2 separate regions of the Homo sapiens genome follow, and region 2 is linked to region 1. Evidence: chromatin loops called from intact Hi-C (ENCODE). Cell type or tissue: CD14-positive monocyte. All regions are shown on one strand. Links, peaks and the distances in the headings refer to the core of each region. The heading gives the core; the rest is flanking DNA.

Region 1 (14,420 bases), core at 1-8,000:
GAACACGGAAGTCTATTCCAGGCCAACCAGCCCAAAATTATTTCATCTTGTATTCTTTGTAAAATTCTCCCTCACCCCACCCTGCTTTTAAAAATTCTAATCTATCCCCTCTAACCATAGCCCCATCTATAATACAGAGGAACGGCTGTTCCAAGGCTGTTTGCTGGGTGTCCCACAAGTTGGGTGGACATAAATGAGTCAAGTGACAACAGGAGGAAATAGACTTAGACGAAAGAAAGGATTTCTCTTCCAACAGTTGAGATTCGCATATTTGCCTATTCTTTCACCCTCTGAGTGCCAGGAGATGAGAGGCTGGGGGTACACAATCAGGTTGGAGTCCTGTCCTTACTCTGCTGCACCAGCTGCAGAACCAACTGCTCAAAGCCAAACAGCTCATGGCAAAACCAGCTTAGGACCTCTGCTGTACAAATAGTTGCTTCCCACTGCCCCCCGCCCGCCCCCAGAATGATATTAATTTTGCCTTTTTTTTTTTTTTTTTTTTAAGCGCTACTAATGTAGAGAATGAATTGAATTGTGCAATGTTGCTGTTCTGGGGACTGGGGAGATTAGCATCCCATTTGCCCACACTGTGGGAAGACGGAGTGGACCAGGCTGTTTTTGAAGTAAGGGAAGCCCCTTAAAGGTACGGGTTTCTGCTCTTCTCATAGTGTACACCCACCTGCCTCTCTGGCTCCAGAAGCTGCCAGAGTGCACTGGGGGGAATGTTCTCAGCAGAGAAGAATGAGGAGAAGTTTAATATTTTGCCCTTGAAAGTCACCTGAGGAAGTTTCCCCACTTTTATTTTTTAAAATTAAGTAATTTTTTAAAGAAGGCACTTTTAAAATTAACACACACATGAACTGCACACCTTCCCCATAAAATTTGGAGGTGGGGTGGGAGAAAGAGCTAAAATCAGGCTCAGTTCCCCTACTCTGGCCTCTACTCCCCACACCCCAGTGCCACTGTGGGTGACTATACTGGCCCTACGGGCCTTCCTGGCTTTTTTCTTTCCTCCCTTACCCCAAATTCATTGAGCACTTAAAGGAGCAGAGATGCAGCCAGTGTCTGGGCTCCCCCAGTGGTGAAATGATCTGGAAGCTAGATGCTAGTAACAGGTAGTGATTGGGTTTTTTGAGTATTTTTCCGGGGAATGTGGTACCCCTGACTGTAAGTGGTGGGAGAGGGAGGGGGGTTAATGGAACTGGGTCTGGGATTATTTTAAAATTATATATATATATATAAAGATATATTCTTACATCTTTTCTTTGCCCTCTGTGCTTTGAAAGCACTGGATAAATTGTTTGGTTTTGCTTTTCTCTCTTCCACAAAATTGGAAGCTTTTTTTAAAAATGTTTTCCCCACAAGTCATCTTGCCTTGTGGCATGTCTGTCTAGCCTCTTCCTCCCTCCCTCATGATGAAGTGCCATTTCTGTTACGTCTCCCTCTCCCCAAGCTCAGAGGTGCTCAGAGGTACGAGATGCCCAAGTTTGTCAGTTGAGATTAAAAGTAAGGAACAGAGAATGTGCAATACCGTCTGGCTGGGGGCTGTCCCTGCCCTGCCCTGAGCTGAGTCCTTTCCCTGGGAGCCAGGCCACCTTAGAATGGGGTTTGGAAGTAAGATGTATAGAGTTGGGGAATCATGGAGAAGGAAAGCCTATAGTCGAGTGCCTGCTTAGGTGCTGAGGTCACAGGGGAGATGGTGGAATCTTCCCTGTTTTTATCCCCTCAGGGTCAGTTACATAGAAGCTGCTTCTTGACTAGTATAGCTCGGTGACCCTTTGTTCAACCGCTGAGGTTTGATTTCTTACCCTTTCTTCTCCCCATTTTCATACTCTTCCCAGGGATTAGTGATGGAGGTGAGGTCTCCCTAATCATGGTAAAGTGTTAACCTTCCACCTCCTCCCTTCCCTCCTCCTTCCTCATCCTTCTGTCTTCCTCAATTCTCCGTCTCTTTTTTTTCATCACTGATTGCCTTGTGTCCCTCCAAGTCTACTTGTTACTATCCATCTCCAGGCTCTGGGCCGTGTAGACACTAAACCTCATGCCCTAAGGACAGGAGGAAAGACCCTCTGTTTGGAGCATTATTAGTAGAGTGAGGATCCCACCAGTTCTGCCTGGCTTCCTCCATCCCCAGAGGCACTAAAAGCAGTATTTTAAGGTTGGTGTCTTACTCCCTGGAAGCCTGAAATGGGTGGAATAGCGGTAAGGCTTGAGTAAAACTAGGGGACAGAGGTTCTTATTTGTCGATTTTATTTTATAATTTGACCACAGCATCTGAACTCCCTCTCTCCCTGGAATAAGTATTTTTCCCACATTTTTGGATATATGTATGGTAGACAATTTTTTTTTAAGACACAGAGATAAATGTTTTCCTGCTTTGGTTACCTTTCCTTTCCCCTTTAAAAGGAATTAGCTATAGAACTGCTTTGTAAAGATGCTTCTTGATATTTTACTTTTGTTCCTTTTCCCTAATCATTCCCTTTTCTCCCCACTCCTCCAGAAGGCATAACCCTTCTCTCCACACCCCCTACCCCCACCCCCGTCCTAGGCTCCCATCCTTTCCATCAAGACCTTCATTAGCTTATGATATTTGCTGCCGAGATGTTATAACAAGGACTCGTTCATGTATATAAGCTATTTCTTGATCCATTTAAAAGGAATTGTACATTGTGTAGAAAAAAAAAAAAACCTGAAAAAGAGAAAAAAAAGCCCTAGCCATGGATATTGTGAAACTGTGTTATGTCATTTTGTAATGTGCCCGTTTGTGTATGATCCGTGCAAAAGGGTTTCTGGGGAAGGGGAGGGGGTAGGGAGGCAGGGCTGTGGAGGGTGGGTAGGGGAGTGGGCCGGGCCCAGCACACTGAGACTGGCAGCTGCTCCAACCCCATCCCTCCTTAGAGATGCCACCTCCCCCACCACCCACCCCTAATTTGTGCCTTGCCTCCCCACCCTGGAGTAGTCCCTCCGGGTCACCAGCACTGCCTTGGCAGAGCCCACTCCCTACCCTAACCTGCCCACCCTCCCTATCCCCCAGCATTAGGTTGATACTGTGGGGAAGTGCTGGGGGCTGGGAGGTAGCCGAGGAATGGGGCAGTTCCCGGGGGCATCGAAACCAAGTATTATTATGAATTGTAATTGTATTTGCACTGTTTTTTTCCTCTGATTGCATCAGCATATATACAATATACCTATATAACAAAATTCAGTGTCAAGCTTTCTTATGCAAGGGATTTCCCCCACCCCACCTCCTCAAAAAAGAAAGAACCTAGTCTTATGGGCCTTTGAGGGTGGATTGTCAGGGGATGATAGAAAGGATTTTAATAAGTCATCCTGAGGAAATTTCACCTAGTGAGAGCCACATCCATCTGCACAGCCTTAGGCTGCGTGAACCGAGGTGAGGCTGAGCTCCTGTGAAAGCCAAGACCTCCTGGTCCAGGACTTTGTAGAGTAAAAAGAACCACCAACACAAAAGGGGTTGAGGGGGCTACAATCTGGAGACCTGGGGTCTCCTACTAACTTGCTATATGATCTTTGGTAGAGTTAATTTTCTGAGTATCAATTTTCTTATCTGTGAAGTGAAGAGGGGGATCATCTGGCCACCAAGTTTAAAATTCTATACTTCTCACCTGCCAAAACCAAAAAACAACTTGAGGTGAGGAAAGTGTTGGGCCCAGAAACCAGGGAGGAACTGAAAGTGACTCGCGTTGAAGTGGTTATGTGTATGACAATGCTCTTGGAGAACTGCCAGTCCTCTATGGTTACCCTTGATTTGGGAGAGGCAGCAGAGTCATGTCCAGGGCATCAGACCAGTGACATCTTTGCCTTTATGCCTCTAGTCATCTGAGGGCGGGGACTAGGCCTCAAGCCCCATCTCACAGCCAACCACAGAGCCCTTAAGGGTGGTTGACAATTGAATGCCCCAGGTTGGTGCTTTAGTTATTTACTCCCTTTGTGAGCTACAGGATGTGTAACTTTTCCCCCATCTTGGTGATAAAATAGGAGAGCGCAGACACAGCCCACATTTTGTCTCCTTTCCTCAGATTTCATCTGAACCCCGCTAAAGGCAGCTGTTTCACAGTCTGTCTCCTTCAGGGGCCCAATTTCCCCACAGCCTGGGCTGAGTACTCCTACTCTCTTCTTTAGGTTCTGGGCTGATAAAGCCTGGAGAGGGTACAGGGTGATGGGTGAAGCCCTGGTGAAGGTGAAAGGATAGATTGGGGTTGGGGGGTGGGGAGCAGGGAGGTGGGATGGGGAATGGCCTTCCCTGAATAGGGTGGGTGGGAGGGGAACAAGACCCTTTTGCACAACTCTCTTTAAGTTTCCTTTATTTCTTTTTTAACTCATTCTGATTTTCTGCATTGTGTTTGGGAAATAAAATGAAAAAACTAAGACCAATAGAAACTGGTTTTCAAAAAGGCAAATACACTCCCATCTGTTTCAGATGCTGCTGAGCATTTCAGCAGTGACAGATTCAAATAATAAGCTAATTTTTGGAGAAAGGATTAAAAGAAAAAAAAACTTTGTAATATTTATCACTTGCAAGCTATGTTTAATAAAGAAAGGAATGGTTTCTAAAACTTTCCTGTGGCTTGTGCTTTAGTTATGGGGCTGGGGGTGGCAGTTTGGCGGGAGAATTTTCAGGGTAATTGGGAGATGAGCTATGGCTGTCTTCCCTAGTCAGTCCAGCCACGGACTGAGTACCTTTGGTTTGTATCCTTCTCTTTGATTGTGATGATTGTTTAAAGCCCTGACCTACTTCTGTGTTCTTGTTCCCCTCCAGCTCTAGCTGGAGCCAGTATTCTGGAAGCCACCAACCCCACTTTAGTTATCTGATGACTTTAGGTCTAATGGTATCATGGGGAGGGGGCTGGGTCTCCATTCTCTCCTAGGGAAAGGTGTCCCCTAGCAGTGCTTGGCCCTTCCCACCACACTGCTCTGGTCTCTAGTGACAGAATCCTTTAGCCAGGCACAGTGCTGCATGCCTATAGCTACTCAGGAGGCTAAGGTGGGAGGATCACTTGAGCCAGGAGATCAGCCTGGGCAATGTAGTGAGACCCCATCTCTATAAAAGAAAATAAATAATCTTTTGTAACATGCTTGTTCCTCTAGACGGTTGCCTTATTTACCAGCAGGGGTTCACATTGCTGTTTTCTAGTAAACTACCGAATATAGTTCTTTAACAATCTGAATGCAGCATCCCCTGAAAGATCTGGAACTACACTTTCTCACCATCTCATCACTCCCCTCCCCCAAGTTTTCCTTTCAGCCCAAAGCATTAACCAGATCCTAATTTATTTTTTCCGTTTTGGTTATTTATTTCCAACAAAGCAGTTAGACCAGGCCCAACCAGAGAAGAGGATGTCATTTCCTCAAGGACTTGATGTTTGGGGCTATTCTTAGCCCTCTTGCTCCTCAGCCACGTTTTTTAGTTACAGCTGCTGCTGTGCCTTGTGCAGAGGGCACTATTGTGGAGGGCCAGAGCCCAGCCTTTCTGGAGTCTTGTCATTGGTACTAGCATTACTCTATAAGAGCACAGGAGACAGTTTTGGGGTCCTCTAAGCCATGGGCTTTCCTTCCCCCAAGACCCTTCCCTTTTTGGCACAATACTGGGCAGCCTTGGAGAGAGAGTGATTGAGGAAGTGGCTGGGGCTTTGGCTTTAGAGCATGGCAGAGCTGGATAAGGAGGGACTGTGGTGCTCTGGATGCCAATAGGCTGGTAGAGGGAGAAGTGGGAAAGAGGTGCTCTTCAGACCCCAAGAGTTGAGGGAGGGGAGATGGGGAGTGCTCCCCAGCCTCTGTGCTCATTCTACAGGCGATTCAAGACTGCCAAAACCCTGACTCAAACTAATCTCTTTCAAAAATAAAAATCAAATGGGTAAGGAGGACCCCCTGCGGAGGAGCCAGTGCTTTGGATCTGGGAAGGGGGAAATGGGTATTTGGTTGCTCAGAGAAGCTCATATGAGCTCAGATATTTAAGAGTCATGTTGTAGGGAGAAGGGGGGCAAGAAACTCTGCACCCCCTTTGCCCACCTGCTCACTCGGACCACAAGGAATGCAGGTCGCCTGTCCCTGGGCAGAGCTCAGCTTGGGCACGAGGAGACAGAGACAGATTTTAGACTGGAGGGCTTCAGGTTGTGAGATGGAGGTGATGACAGAGCCTCTTCCCCTGCCGCCATTTTGTGGGGAACCCTTAAAGCTAGGTGTCTTTGGGCAGGTTCATATTTGGATCAAGAAGAGGTGAATATACTGGATGGGGTTATGAGGCAGGAGTAACTGGGTTGGGGGTAACTCCCAGCTGGGCTTGGTTTAGTTTGAGGTTATTTGGTGTGTTGGGGGAAGGGATGCAGATTCTCCCATTTCTTGAGGTCTGGGAGGAACAGAGAAACCACACCCTCTTCTCTCCCACTATGGCCAGTCCTGCCCCTCCCCGGAGAGGAGCTGAGGGACTTTTGGTTCTTTCCTGACTCTGGGGTGACAGGGACAGGTGAGGTAGATTCTTTGGTGTATCTGGAGTTAGTGGCATCTCGGAGGGAGCCAACTTGGAGGGCCCTAGGCCAAGGCCAGCTGTTCCACAGTCACCTGAGGGTGAAGGAGGTCAGGCCTCTGGACCAAGGCCTCAAACACTCCAGTTTCCCCCACTCATTCCCCATCACTGAATCCGCCTCACCTGGGTGGTGAGTTCAGTCTTCTCCCCCAGCTTCCCTCCACTCTGAGTCTGGCCTTGATGGCCCCCAGTTCTGTCCGAGGCAGTCCGAGGCACTGCCCAGCATTCCTGGGACTCCTGTTTGCAGAGGAGGCTGCCCGGGTAGGAAGGGTCAGCAGTGTGGTCTGTCTGGTGCCTCCCTCTGCCTCGCATGGCTCCCAACCCCTCCTCCTGCTCCATGCTCCCCAGAGATGGAGAGGGTGGACCCCTCTTCATGCTGCTGGATGGCAGGGAACTGGCTCTAGCTCATTTCTGCTGCCCTTGTTCTTTGCTTTGGGAGCCCCAGTTCTCTCTTCCCGGCTCATGGCAGGCCTTCTCCTGCCCCTGGTACCACACAGCTCTGAAAAGAATTGGCTTCCTCTCTCTGCCTGAGTCTCCTCATTGGTAAAATTGATTGGTTGTAGATTGGGGCTTTTTTGCTCTCTTTGGCCCTGTGCCACAGTGATGCAGACTGTCTCCCTGGCAGATTTCCCACATTAGCCCTTACCTGGCCCTTAGCTATGTCTCCAGCCCAGGAAGAGGCAGAGGAGGCAAATGATGAGGGCAGCCAGGCCCACGTGGATGCCCACCACAACCCCAGGCAGTGGGCTGCTCTCACCCTGGCTGCAAGAGCACCCAGTCTTGGACTCTGTGGACACTGTGCCATCTGTCAGAGAGAGGACCAGGGTTGGAGGTGAAGCCCAGCCCTCTTCCTGAAGACTGGCAGCCATGGGTCCTATCAGAGGGGCCTGCTCTGACCCCAGCCCTACTACCCTCCTACCAGACCCCACTTACCAGGAGTGGCCAGGGGCACATCACACAATGAGACACAGCGGGCACTGCTATTTCCATCCCCATTGCCATTGAACGCCTGCAGCTTGATGTCATAGAGAGCAGCCGGTTCTGCCGGGAGCAGGGGAATGTGAAGGGGACGGGCATTTCTGGGCCAGGAAGCTCAGTACCTGGGGCAAGATCACACTGAGAAAGGCAGGCCTTGAGTGGCACAGGAAGGTTCAGAGCCTCACCCAGGTCTGTGTAGAGGAAGGAGCTGACACTGCTGGCCAGGAGCAGAGGCCCCTGAAAATGGGCAGCAGGCAGCTTGCGGTGAAAGTTTGAAGCCTTGGATGGGCCCCAGCTGGGGTGGCAGCTCCCAGGAGGCCTGCACAGAGGTGGCATTCAGCACTTTGGTGGAGAAGCCCAGGGCAGCAGGGGCTGCAGAGGAAAACAAGCAAACTAGTTGGCAGTCCCTGCCCACCTGAGGCCAGGGACTTCCCAGGGCTGGAGAGGCTGTCACTCACTGCTGCCCATGGTGGAGGCAAAGATGGGAGCAGAGTCCTGACTGGCACCCTCTGCTGAGTAGGCCCGCAAATGGATGGTGTAGGCTGTGGCAGGCTCCAGGTTGGAGAAGACGTGCTCAGAAGTGCCTTTGCTTATGGCCTCTTGGAGCTCCGGGCCAGATGGCTCTGAGGAGCAAAGCAGCATCTTCTCACTAGCCACGTCCCCACACCTTCACAAACTGGGGACGAAGCCCCTCTTGGTGCCTGGCTGGGCCAGCCAAGCCTCCAAGGAGAGCAGGGAAGGGAGCTACAGAAGTTGGAGCTAAGCTGAGAAAGGATGAGGATGAGGATGAGGAAAGGGCCTAGAGTCAAGCTGAAAAGCAGTAAGGAAGCACCAAAAGACCATGTACAGAGGCAGCCAGCCCAGAGAACCACAGGCCCAGAGGCCTGGGAAGAATCCAGAAGGGTCTGGGGTCATGGAGGAGACTGGGGCTCAGAGAGTGAGAGGGACTCACCCAGGACATCAGCAGTCAGGAGCAGAGATGGGCTGGTGCCAGGGACTCCTGGCCCCTGGCCCTGCTCTGAGGTCAAAGCCCTCTCCACCCACCCACACCCACCTCCCACAGGCCGGAGGTGCAGCACGTAGCCAATGATGTCCCTGCTGGAGGGGGGGGTGGCTCCCAGGACACTCGAATGGCAGAAGTAGAGAGAGCCATGGCATGCAGGCCCCTGGGGACGGGGTGGCTCTGGGCCCCCTGTCACAACCAGGCGGGCACTGGCCTGGTTGGAGCCCGTGCTGTTCTCTGCCACGCATTGATAGATGGCCTCATCCTCAACTGAAACCCCTGCCAGCATCAGCGTACTAGAGAAAGACAAACTCAGCTACTGGGAGCCCTTTCCCACCAAGACTTAGTGGAGTGGCCCTAGAGGAGGAGGCTGTGTGGGGACATTACCTGTAATGGAGCAGTCAGGGCAGAGCCTCCTGGGGGAGGGGGGAATTGCTGGAAGTAGAAGGTAACTTGCTGGGGGTTTGTGGATGGGTGTGGATTTTTGAGATTTAGGTAGTGAGTGTTGCATGTAGGTGGGGGTGGACGCCCAGGGTGGGTAGGGGGACCTACCATTGCCAGTGGGCAGTGGGGAGTGGTGAGACACGAGTACCTATTGTTGTGAGTCAGCCTGATGTTATTCCCAGGACTCAACACCTTCCCATTCTTCAGCCAGACCAGACGGGACTCAGGGACGCCCTGGGCCACGCAGGTGAAGATGGCACTGCTGCCCGGAGGCTTGGACAAGGACTGTGGCCACTGGACAAACTCGGGGAGCTGGGCAGGCAATAGCATGGAGGAAGGTGCCGTGAGACCCAGCCTCTTGCCTCCTGCCCTGGACCCTCTCCAGATCCAGGCTCCTGTCAGGGAGCTGGGGTGCTCCAGCACTCTCCCCACCCAGTTGGGCCCTTGGGGCTCACCCTGCACGAGCAGGACGCCCTGCGCTGTGCGCCGGACATGGGTGCCTGGCCGATTGGCGGCGCAGACATAGACACCTGAGTGCTGGACTGAGACGTCGGAGATCATGAGATTCCCTGTGTCCAGAATGTCCAGAACTTGGATGCCCTCTACGCCGATGGAGCGGCCATCTGCAAGAAGGCGTTGGGGGGTCAGGCTGGGATAGGACGAGGGAACAGGGCTCTGAGAGACAGCAAGGGGGTGGGGGGCGGCTGCGCACCCAGGCGGCTCCAGGAGACAAGCGGCCAAGGGTGACTGGTGGCAATGCACTCCAGCACTGCCGTCTGGTGCACTGTGAGGGTCAGGTTCTGAGGCCCAGACAGGATCTCTGGCTCCTGCAGCAGCCTCAGGGGTCCCACTGTGTGGTGGAAACAAGCAAATTGGATCAGGAAAGGAGAACCTCCTTCCAATACTCAACTTCTACTCCAAGCACACTCTTCCAGCCCACAAATGTCACCAGACCTCAGAGGTGTGCTTTGCAGCTGCTATTCCATCCCCAATTTACAGATTTTAAAAATGACCTGCCCAAAGTCCCATGGAAGTAGCTATCAGGCTGAAGGTCTGGTAGACTGGGGGTGCGGAGAGAGAGGAGAGAGCATTCTCCTCCTACAAACCCTGTGGGTGGCCCCACCTTCCCTGGGCGCCTCACCCTGAGGGGCAGGTAGAGGCACCCACAAAGTTAGTAGGAGGCGCTCCCTCAGAAAGCATGACCAGCCTCCTAAGACCTCAGCCTGCTTAGCTGCTTAGGAAGGATGTGTTTTCCCAAAGTAACTCTTGTTTTGGGTCTAAATCACATCTTCATTTTATGCCATGCTCCCCCGTTTCATTAGTTTATTCAACAGGTCATCACTGGGGGCTCCCATGTGCCAGGCAGCACCCTCACACTGGGAGCACAGTTGTGAACAACATCGTGTGAAACAGAGCTCTGCCTTCCCATAGGCCATCATCCTCATTTTCTTTACCACCTTGTATCATGTGAGAACTTAACGTGTCTTTCCTTTCATAAATGCCCTTTATTAAGAATGTCTCAGATAAAATGTTTCTAAAATGAAAGTTTCTCAAGGGCTGGTCTAAAGTCTTACACATCTTTATCCCTCAAGGTGTAGGATTGTGTTTTGTTCATTCACTTATTCAGCAACTATAGATTGAAGGCCTACTTTGGGCCCAGCCCTTCTCCATTTGCCTCTTGCAAGCTGCAGTACAGGCTGTGGGCTGCCCTGGAATCTCCTGGCCTCATTCAAAGAGGCTGTGTCCTGCCTGGCCAGACAGTTCAGTGAGGGGAGGCTGGGCCACCCGGGCCGACCCCTTCCCCATGCCAGACATTGGCTGCGAGCCCCACAGATTGTCCCATTTTGCCCTCACCACAGCCTGTGTGCGGAGTACTGTTATTTCCCCCATTTACATGAGAAGATCAAGGATCAGAGAGGTTAAGTAACTTGCCCAATGACAGAGGCACTGGCAGAACTGGGGGACTTCCTGGATCTTGGTAGCACTGAACAGCTGACAAAGAGGATCCCCTCTTTAGCCGCTGTGAGCTCCTTGAAGTCTGGGAAATTCTGTCTCACCCTGGTGCACGCCCAGGGTAAGTGCCTGTCCAGGTGTGTGCAGTTGAGTGCATTAGGGGTGAATGGCTTGGGGCCTTGGTCCCCAGCTCCTGCCCCTGGGGAAGACTACTCTTGACACCAGCTCCTTTAGGCAACCCTTGAGCCTTCGGTTTCTGATTGGTCCTCTGCCCCCAACAGGCGCCTGCTCCTCCTGCTAACCTCCTGTCGCTCTCTGGCCATTCGTCTCCCTGCTCCGCGGGCAGCAGAATCCTATGTCTGCTCGATAGCCTTGAGAGACATAGCCTCCTGCCCTGCCCTCCTGCCCCAGACTGTGGATAGGAACGGAACACCACAGGCCAGAGGGACCTCATTGGGCTCCTCTGCTCCTGCAGAGGAGCCGCTGACCCCCACCCTCGCTTTGAGTTTCTAAGTCAGTTACAGATCAGAAACACAACCGTTCCCCCTTCCCCTGCCAGTCTTAAGTTTAAAAATTATATACCGGCCGGGCGCAGTGGCTCACGCCTGTAATCTCAGCACTTTGGGAGGCTGAGGCGGGCAGATCACGAGGTCGAAAGATGGAGACCATCCTAGCCAACATGGTGAAACCCCATCTCTACTAAAAATACAAAAATTAGCCGGGTGCGGTGGCGGGCGCCTGTAGTCCCAGCTACGCGGGAGGCTGAGGCAAGAGAATCGCTTGAACCCGGGAGGCGGAGGTTGCAGTGAGCCGAGATGGCGCCACCGCACTCCAGCCTGGCGACAGAGCGAGACCCCGTCTAAAAACAAAAAAATAGATATAGCCTTCGGTGAGATTTTGTCAGAGATGTTTTGAAAGTTCGCCCAGGTGCAGCAGTGGTGTCCCGTGGTACACTTGCTTATTTATACCCTGGAGCCCCCTAGTGGCTGATTCAGGCATGACTTTCCCTCACAAACACCTGCGGCATCTCTGGTTTAGGCAGGGTCTAACCTGCCTCTCCTGCTAGGCACCAGCTCCTCATAGGCTCTGCTGTGGCCTTCACTTTGGGCACAAAACTCTCCCACCCCATTTGGCCTGCAAGTGGGGTCATCCTGGGTGTTTCATCTCAGGTACAAAGCTATTTTCATCCTCACCCCAAGAAGGAGACGTGCAAGTGTCCATGCACACATGCACATGTACATGCAAGCACAGACACATACACGAACACATGCACATCTACACGCCATGTGTATGGGGGCCACGTGTTCAAAACACAGGCTGACTCAGCCCCAACGCTAGACCCTCCAGAGCTCCCACTACCCTCTGGATCAAGTCCAAACTCCTTTCATGGTATGTGCCTTGCCTACTCGCCAACATTAACTTTGCTACCCTGAATTCTGCCCATTCTGTGGTCCAGCAACACAGAACTGCCTGTGTGAACTTTGTTGTCCTCACCCTTGTGCATTTGTCCAAGGAAATGCCCCCGCCCTTACCTCCTGACCTTGGCTTGCCTCTCTCCACTCACCCTTCAACACCCGGCTTGGGGTAGCTTACTCCAGAAGCCCCTGACAATCCTTGCCCACAGCCCAACCCTGGGTTCCCGCAGCACCACCTTCTCTCTCAGGTTGTGAGCTCCAGGAAGCCAGGGATGGCTCAAGCCTGCTGCCCTCCCACACCTGGCACAGTCATAGGTGCTCAAAATGCCTGCCTGTCCCATGTACAACCACAGCAACCATACCCTCCCCTCTGCCCAGTGCCCACACTGGGCCTGGCTTACCACTCAGGGTCAGCTGGGCATCCTGGCTGTGGCGGGTACTGGCCACATTCCATGCCACGCAGCGGTAGGTTCCCATGTCAGTCTGGCTCACACTGGTGATGTGGAGGATGCCACTAGGCAGCAGTGTGACCCTGAGGATGCAGAGGTCAGGGCTCCATGGCCTGTGCCCTGGCCCACAGCCCACCGTCCCATTGCACTCCTGGCAGGTGCTCACCGGTGGTTGGCAGTATTCAGGGCTGTGCCATTGTGCTCCCAGGAAATGGATGGCTCAGGCACCCCCTGGATCAGGCACTGGAAGCGAGCAACTCCACCCCGCTCCACCTCAATGGATTCTGGATGTTGGTGGAAGCGGGACAGACCTAGAGGATGGGGGGGCCACTTGGGCACCTGCAGAGCTGGCCCTGGGCTATCCCCCCACAACCAAGTCCCAGGGCTGGGCCCCACCTCTGTGCCCACATCTGCCACATCCTCTTCAGTATAGAGCCCTGCAGCCTCATGTCTAGGACTTCTGTGGGCTATAAGCACTTTGCCTTCCTCCATTACAAAAATTTTAAATCATAGTTTACAATGGCATTGGAATATAGACAAGTATAATCCAGTCTGGACTCATTTTTACATATTTATTATTGTATTCATTTTTTTCTTCTGGTTTTGAAGAAGTTAAAACATTTTTGTGGGCCCCTAAAAGAATCAGAGGCTCTACCAGTGTGTACACTGTGTCTAATGGCTGGGCTGGCCCTGCTCAGGCCCACTCTCAGCGAGTCTGGGCCCCATGGGTGCCTTCTGTGGGTGCCCCACCAACTCTCATCCCCCAATCCCAGGAGCAGCCCTGTCACTTACTTGCCAGCTGTACCCGGGCCTGTCGGCTCACCAGCCGCCCGTAGCGGTTCTGGGCCACGCAGTGGTACTCGTGGGCACGGGAAGGGAGGCTCCGGCGGGAAGGCAGGGCGGCCAGGTGCAGGGAGCCATCTGGCATCAGGGTGACACCACTCTCATTGGCTAAGGCCAGCCTATCCCGCTGCCAGGAAATGGACACAGGCGGCTCACCCTCCACCTGGCAGGGCAGCACCAGTGGGTGCTCCCACACAGCCACTGTGTCCCCCAGCTCCTGCACGAAGGCCAGCTCGGAGCCTGCAGCACAGCCTGTAGGGACAGCCAGCACAGCCTGAACACGGCGGCCCCCTGAGGCCCACCCTTTGTCCACCACCTCCCCCATGGCTTTGATTCCCTCCCAGCCTTGGCGAGGGGCAAGGGACAGGACTTGACTTTAGGGAGACTTTGGGTCAGCAAAGGAGGAACAGGGAAGAGAGGGCAGGGCCTGGCCATCTGAGGAGCAGGGCGGGCCACTGTCCGGCTGGCGGGTGCGGTGTGGGCCTGGCGGGCCGGCTGTGATTGATGGCCTCTTTCAGCTGGGCCCTGGCAACGGGGAGGGGGCGGGGTGGGCACAATGGTGAGGTCAGGGGCTGAGGCGTGAGCATTGTGCTCCCCAGGGGACAATGGGATCGCCCCCTCCCTCCCCCACCGGCCCATCTGCCTGTCTGCCTGCAGGGTCAGCTTCCCAGGACTCCTGGCTCTCCCCCTTCCCCCTCCCGCCACCAGGACCCTGGCCTCTGAATAGGGAAGGAACACACTTACACTCACACACACTCATTCACGGACACACACACACTTGGATTAAAAAT
Region 2 (8,000 bases), core at 1-8,000, 49 kb before region 1:
GGGGGAAGAATTCAGAACTATCTAGTTTGAGACCTTGATCCTATTCTTGAAGTCAGCCACATTTTAACATTCTTGTTACTGGGCCTCTTCTCTATTTGAGAGCAATTGCATCTCCAGATTTCTCCAGTTACTATATTATCCTTGAATTCACTGTCAAATTATTTGTATTTCTTACAATACTAGGTAGGTGCTTCAAAACTGAATGATTTCAAAAGAATCTTCACTTGACCTCTTCAATGAGATGGAAGTTCTTATTGCTTCCAGCCTTCAGAAAGAAGGTCTTGTTGGATTATCTAATTCAGAGTTTTAAAAAACATTACGTAGGGGTAAACAGGTCTTGGACCTCTGGCTGATTGATGTCTCCTGTGGCAGAAGGCAAACTACAAAGGAGCTCTTCTTCACATGTAAGAATGGATGATGATTTCAGCGCTTCTTGATTATAAATATCTTAAGGACTCATGTTCCAGGACCATTCCAGAGACATCTCTCTCTCCTTTTTTACCTCCCACTTTCTAACTTGATAAGGGGACTATAGTGAATATAGTGACTAAGTTTTACATATTTTATCAATGTGAAAAGTTTATCAGGTGCCACTAATTTAATTAGTGCCTACAGTAGAAAAGGGCATCCGTTTTCTATGAAGGGACACTATATCAAAGGCAAGTTATAATTACACACACACACATTTGAGAGTCTCCCTCTGTCGCCCAGGCTAGAGTGCAGTGGCGCGATCTTGGCTCACTGCAACCTCCGCCTCCCGGGTTCAAGCGATTTTCCTGCCTCAGCCTCCCGAGTAGCTGGGACTCCAAGTGCGCACCACCACACCCAGCTAAATTTTGTATTTTTGGTGGAGACAGGGTTTCACTATGTTGGCCAGGCTGGTCTCAAACTCCTGACCTCAGGTGATCCGCCTGCCTTGGCCTCCTAAAGTGCTGGGCATTGCTGGTGTGAGCCACTGCGCCCGGCCAATTTATATATATATATATATATATGCATATGCATATGTATATTTAAGTTATGCTTTATAAGGAATTATAAAGCATACTGTTTATTCCTTTTTACATACAAAAGGAAGACATAGTAGTCCAGGTTTCTTATCTGATATGTTTTTTCCCCAAGGCAAATAGGGCTGTGATGATTAACATAATCATTTCAGTCTTCAGATGAAACCCTATCATCTGCATGCAAAAAGGAATTTAATCCCTTACAAGCCAACAAGTAACCATATCCATAGTATCTGGAGGGCTAGGCTACTTGCATTTCATACTGCTCAATTAAATGTCATGGACTGTCCATGTTCTGCCACATTACTTTCCAGTTCTGAGTGGTCAAGTTAAAGGCATTCTTTTTTCTTTCTTTCTTTTTTTTGGTTAGTTGGTTTATTTATTAGAGATGGGGGTCTCGCTATGTTGCCCAGATCTTGAACTCTTGGCCTCAAGTGATCCTTCCACCTCAGTTTCCCAAAGTGCTGGGATTACAGGTGTGTGCTACCGTGCTCAGTAGACATTTTTAGAAAAAGGAATCCATTGTGTTCAGCTTATTTGTTTTAATTTTTTTAATCTTAAAGTTTTAAATGTTTTTAGTTTTTAAATTTTAAATTGAAAATATTTAAGCATATAGAAAAATAGAGTAGTACGAGCAACAGCTGTGTAACTACCATCTTGTTCAGCAGTGAATATTTTGCCATATTTGCTTGGCACATACCAATATGCTGTTGATATATAGCATAAACATTTTTTCTAAACCACTTCAAAGTAAGTTTTAGACTTTCACCTCTAAATACTTAAGATTGCTGTGGTAGGCAAAATAATGCCCCTTCTCCCAAGATGTCTATACTCCAGCCCCCATAACCTGTGAATATGTTCCGTTTCATGGCAACAGAGAATTAAGATGGCAGATGGAATTAAGGTTGCTAATCAGTTGACCTTAAAATGTGGAAATTATTCTAGATTATCCAGGTGGGCCAATATAATCATAAGGGTCCTAAAGGAGGCAGAAGAGTGTCAAAGAGTTGGCAGTCAGAGGAGTAGGCCTGATACTTGAAGATGAGGAAAGTGGCCATGAACCCAGCAGAGTAGATTGTCTGTAGCAGGGAACAGCAGGACAATGGATTTTCCTCTAGAGACTCCAGAAGAAATGTAGGAGCTGACTGGGCACGGTGACTCATGCCTGTAATCCCAGCACTTTGGGAGGCCAAGGCGGATGAATCAGTTGAGGCCAGGAGTTCGAGACCAGCCTGGGCAACATGGCAAAAACCCATCTTTACAAAAAATACAAAAATTAGCTGGGCGTGGTGATGCGCACCTGTAGTCCCAGCTACTCCCAGTCCCAGAGGCTGAGGTGGGAGAATCGCTTGAGCTGCAGGAGGCAGAGGTTGCAGTGAGCCGAGATCATGCCACTGTACTCCAGCCCAGGTGACAGAGCCAGACCCTGTGTAAAAAAAAAATATATAAAATAAGTAGGAGCCATACTCATACCTTGAATTTAGCCTAATTAGACCCATTTTAGACTTAATGACTTTCTGAATGAAAGGTAATACAATTTGTATTGTGTTTAAGCCACTAAATTTGTGGTAATTTATTATAGCAGCCATAGAAAACTAATAGTAGGCTGGGCTCACGCCCGTAATCCCAGCACTTTGGGAGGGGGAAGGTGGGTGGATCACTAGAGGTCAGGAGTTTGAGACCTGCCTGGCCAACATAGGAAAACCCTGTCTCTACTAAAAATACAAAAATTAGCCGGGCGTGGGGACACCTGTCTGTAATCCCAGCTACTCGGGAGGCTGAGGTGAGAGAATCACTTGAGCCCAGGAGGCAGAAGTTACAGTGAGCTGAGATCTTGCACTCCAGTCTGGGCAACAGAGCAAGACTCTGTCTCAAAAACAACAACAACAAAAAAAAAAAACAAAAAGAAAGCTAATGCTACAGTTACGTTTCAAAAAAATACGGACAATCTCCTATTCAACCACAATACCATTATAACCAACAAGATTAATAATAATTCCCTAATATTATTTAATACTTAGTCCATTTGAAAATTTACCCAGTTCCCCATAGTATCTTTTGTAGCTGTGTTTAAACCAAGATTCAATCAAAGATTATACATTATATTTGATTATGTCTGTAAGTCTCTCTTAACCTAGAACAGTCTGTATCACCACCTCTTTTTTTTTATATCAACTTTTTTGAAGAGACCGTGCTCATTGATTTGAAATATGTTCCACATTGTAGATTTGTCAGATTGTTTCCATGTTAATTGTCTCAATGCCTGCAGTGAAAAGTTTGATCCCTACGGTAAGGTAACAGCAAGATTGTTCCATTGTTAAGATGTGTTTTTCCTTTTGCAATTAGTCGTCTGTGGAGTTATTTTGTTTATATGAACTGAACTAGTTCTTATGAAAATAAATGTTAAATTTCCAGACCAGCATATTTTATAATGGCAGTATAATAGACTATATAACCTAAAACACTTCTGCTATTTCATTACAAAACACCTAGTAATGCTGGATGAAATGTAACAACTATTTTTTAATTTTTAAACAAACTTTTAAAAATGTATAGCTAGTTGAGCCTGAAAGAATTAAGGAAAATTCTCAGGGACTGCAAATGAAAGAGGAACTGAAAATGAGCAGTATGCATGTTACTTAATGCTGTGGTATTTCTGGGTGCTTTGCCTAGTCTCAGTTACTGAAAGGCTTGGTTTTTGTTTGTTTGTTTGTTTGTTTTTTGAGACGGAGTCTTGCTCTGTCGCCCAGGCTGGAGTGCAGTGGCAAGATCTCGGCTCACTGCAAGCTCCACCTCCCGGGTTCACACCATTCTCCTCTCTCAGCCTCCCGAGTAGCTGGGACTACAGGTGCCCACCACCAAGCCCAGCTAATTTTTTTGTATTTTTAGTAGAGACGGGGTTTTACCATGTTAGCCAGGACGGTCTCGATCTCCTGACCTCACGATCCGCCCGTTTCAGCCTCCCAAAGTGCTGGGATTACAGGTGTGAGCCACCGTGCCTGGCCTAAAGGCTTCGTTTTAATGTCCATGAGCCTTAGGCCTGTATGGAACAGAGTTAGAAATGCAAATCTCTATATAAAGCAGGGAGCCTTGAAGGTTCATACTCAAGAGAAAGGAAGGGACCACAGAAAATTCCATCTACTAGTTTGAGGAAACAAGGAAACTTCTGTGTCTCAGCTTGGGCTCTGGCTGGGGGTAGATGGGAATGTCTCCTGAAAATTTATGTTTGGACTCAAGAATATACAATAAGGAAAGGATCAATAGGGCAAGGATAGTCCCTCCAACAAATGTTGTTGGGAAAAGTGGATATCCACAGCAAAATAATGAAATTATCTTGTACTGTACACAAAAATCAACCCAAAATGGATTAAAGAGTTAAACATAAGACCTGAAACTATAAAACTCATAAGAAGAAAACAGGGAAAAAGCATTATGACATTGGTCTTGGCAATGATTTCGTGGATATGACATCAAAAACACAGGCAACAAAAGCAAGTGGAACTGCATCAACCTAAAAAGCTTCTGCACAGCAAACAGCAGAATGGAAAGGCAATCTACAAAATGTGAGGAAATGTTTGTGAACCATATATTTGATAAGGGGTTAATCTCCAACATATGTAAGGAACTCATACAACTCAGTAGCAAAAAATATATGTATATTAAAAAATAGGCGCTTCACTGCCGTCCGTTGATTTATTTCTCCAGGAAGAAAAATGGCATCTGTTGCAGTTGATCCACAACTGAGTGTGATGACTCGGGTGGTCAACCTGCCCTTGATGAGCTCCACATATGACCCCATGTCCTCAGCCCATGTCAGTACAAAGGACCAGTGTCCTACTTGAAGTCTGTGTGTGAGATGGCAGGGAAGGGTGTGAAGACCATCACCTCGGTGGCCATGACCAGTGTGCTCTGCCCATCATCCAGAAGCTAGAGCTGCAAATTGCAGTTGCCAATATCCGTGTCTGTAAGGGGCTAGACAGGATTGAGGAGAGACTGCCTATTCTGAATCAGCCATCAACTCAGGTTGTTGCCAATGCCAAAGGTGCTGTGACTGGGGCAAAAGATGCTGTGACGACTACTGTGACTGGGGCCAAGGATTCATCACAGGGTTGATGGACAAGACCAAAGGGGTAGTGACTGGCACTGTGGAGAAGACCCAAGTCTGTGTCAGTGGCAGCATTAACACAAGCTTAGGAAGTCAGATAATGCAGCTCATGAGCAGTGGCTTGGAACATGCGCTCACCAAATCAGAGCTCTTGGTAGGACAGTACCTCCCTCTCACTGGGGAAGAACTAGAAAAAGAAGCAAAAAAAGTTGAAGGATATGATATGGTTCAGAAGCCAAGTTGTTATGTTAGACTGGGATCCCTGTCTACCAAGCTTCACTCCCTGTCTACCAAGCTTCACTTCGTATGAGCAGGCTCTCAGCAGGGTTAAAGAAGCTAAGCAAAAAAGCCAAGAGACCATTTCTCAGCTCCGTTCTTCTGTTCACTTGATTGAATTTGCCAGGAAGAGTGTGCATAGTGCCAATCAGAAAATTCAGGATGCTCAGGATAAGCTCTAGCTCTCATGGGTGGAGTGGAAAAGGAATATTGGATACGATGATACTGATGAGTCCCACTGTGCAGAGCACATCGAGTCACGTACTCTTGCTATTGCCTGCAACCTGACTTAGCAGCTCCAGACCACATGCCACGGCCTTCTGTCCAACATCCATGATGACCACAGAACATCCAAGGTCAGGCCAAGCATATGAGGGTGATGGCAGGCGACATCTACTCAGTGTTCTGCAATGCTGCCTCCTTTGAGGAAGTGTCTGACAGCCTCCACTTCTAGCAAGGGGCAGCTGCAGAAAATGAAGGAATCTTTAGATGACTTGATGGATTTCTTGTTAACAACATGCCCCTCAACTGGCTGGTAGGTCCCTTTCACCCTCAACTGACTGAGTCTCAGAATGCTTAGGACCAAAGTGCAGAGATGGACAAGAGCAGCCAGGAGGCCCAGCGATCTGAGCACAAAACTCATTAAACTTGCCCCTGTCACCAGTGAATGATGCGGCCAGCCAGTTAACACCTTTCGTTATGTTGAAATTAACCCTGCTAGGCAACCCTAAATTGGGAAGCAAGTAGCTAGTAAAAAGGCCCTCAATTATAGTTATTTCCAGCTGGATTAAGAGCTTTAAAGTTTCTGGCTTTAGCAGATGATTTCTGTTCACCTGGTAAGAAAAGAATGCTAGGCTTGTTAGAGCCTAGCCAGAACTCACAAAAAATTCAAGTGCACTTATGTTCTCATTCTGTGGCCATTGTGTTACCCTCTGTTACTGTTTGTGTTGAATAAAAACATCTTCATGCGGGCTGGGGTAGAAACTGGTGTCTGCTCTGGTATGATCTGAGCAGGCCTCTTTACTGATTTATCTCATGATGATTGCTTGTACAACTTGATTTTAGTTTTTTATTTCTCAAATAGGAATACTACCTTTGAATTCAATATAATTCACTGTAAGATTAAAAAAAAAATGGACAAAGGACCTGAATAGACATTCTCCAAAGAAGACATAAAAGTGGCCAAGTATATGAAAAATTGCTCAACATTGCTAATCATCAGAGAAGTACACATCAAAACCACAATGAAATATCATCACTTCACACCTGTCAATGTCAAGATGGCTATTTTTTTTAAGTGGCAAGGGAGTGAAGAAATTGGAACCCTTGCACACTGTTGGTGGGAATGCAAAATGGTACAAGCGGCCACTATGGAAAACAGTATGGAGGTTCCTTGACATATTAAATATAGAACTACCAGATGGTCTAGCAATCATGCTTCTAGATATTTATCCAAAATAAAATCAGGATCCCAAAGAGTGACAACATGGATGAAGCTTGAGGACATTATGCTAAGGGAAATAATACAGTCACAGAAAGATAAATAACTATGTGAGTCTACTTATGTGAGGTATCTAGTCAGATTCATAGGTTGACAGAGTCAAATGGTGGTTGCCAAAGGCTGAGGGGGAGGAGAAATTGGGGAGTTGCTAAACAATGTATGTAAAATTAATGTCAAACGGGAAAAAGCTCTAGAGATCTGCCATACAACACTGTACCTATAGTCAACATTAATGTATTGTACACTTGAAAATTTGTTAAGAGGGTAGATCTTGTGTTAAGTGTTTTTACCACAATAAAACAAAAAAAAACTTTTTTTTTTTTGAGGTGGAGTCTTGCTCTGTCACCCAGGCTGTAGTGTAGTGGCGCGTTCCCGGCTCACTGCAACCTCCGCCTCCTAGGTTCAAGCGATTCTCCTGCCGCAGCCTCCTGAGTAGCTGAGATTATAGGCGCACACCACCACGCCTGGCTAATTTTTGTTTATTTAGTAGAGACGAAGTTTCACTATGTTGGCCAGGCTGGTCTCAAACTCCTTCACCTCAAGCAATCCGCCTGCGTAGGCCTCCCAAAGTGCTGGGATTACAGGTGTGAGCCACCGCACCTGGCCAACAAACAATTTTTTAAAAATTAAGTATGGGCTTATTAGGCTGAGCGCAGTGGCTCACACCTGTAATCCCAGCATTTTGGGAGGCTGATGTGGGCGGATCACTTGAGGTCAGGAGTTCGAGACCACCCTCGCCAACATAGTGATACCTGGTCTCTACTGAAAATACAAAAATTAGCTGGGTATGGTGGCGGATGCCTGTAATCCCAGCTACTCAGGAGGCTGAGGCAGGAGGATCACTTGAACCCGGGAGGTGAAGGCTGCAGTGAGCCAAGTTTGTGCCACTGCATTGCAGCCTGGGCAACAGAGTGAGACTCTGTCCTAAAAAGGAAAAATAATTAAGTATGGGCTTATTTGTGTGGGTTTAAATTATTATCACCAGCTTGGTCTGAGATCCCCAAACTGGGAAATGAATATAAAAAAATTATTCAGGACCCTGTATAATACCCTTGGGGTAACCAGCGGAAGCATATGTAAAGCTACTCTGGAGGAACAGATCCACAGTTTAAGC

The links. Peaks named below come from ENCODE experiments on the same cell type or tissue, not always from the same donor. Only the 100,000 strongest peaks of a DNase experiment are listed, where the experiment ranks them.
Region 2: it touches region 1 in a loop (3-fold over the local background); 2 of 110 quality-filtered maps call a loop at or near these places.

Annotation. Positions count from the first base shown.
Region 1 is chr1:153,794,882-153,809,301 of GRCh38, reverse strand. GATAD2B (GATA zinc finger domain containing 2B) reads left to right here. Exons shown (of 11, transcript NM_020699.4): 11 at 1-4,577. LOC124904425 (a long non-coding RNA gene) reads right to left here and starts at 7,781. Exons shown (of 4, transcript XR_007066633.1): 1 at 7,708-7,781; 2 at 7,478-7,585; 3 at 6,668-7,349; 4 at 6,215-6,579. It overlaps LOC124904426 (a long non-coding RNA gene), which reads right to left. Exons shown (of 3, transcript XR_007066634.1): 3 at 14,108-14,154. It also overlaps the pseudogene LOC343052. In CD14-positive monocyte, for the core only: no CTCF peak of the experiment used is centred there; DNase peaks (open chromatin) are centred at 2,781, 3,761 and 5,641; H3K4me3 peaks cover 1,392 bases; H3K27ac peaks cover 4,137 bases.
Region 2 is chr1:153,850,130-153,858,129 of GRCh38, reverse strand. All of the region lies in intron 1 of GATAD2B (GATA zinc finger domain containing 2B), which reads left to right. It also overlaps the pseudogene LOC645965. Among named protein-coding and RNA genes, the nearest start is that of GATAD2B, 69 kb to the left of the region's middle. In CD14-positive monocyte, for the core only: no CTCF peak of the experiment used is centred there; a DNase peak (open chromatin) is centred at 3,639; H3K4me3 peaks cover 439 bases; H3K27ac peaks cover 3,062 bases.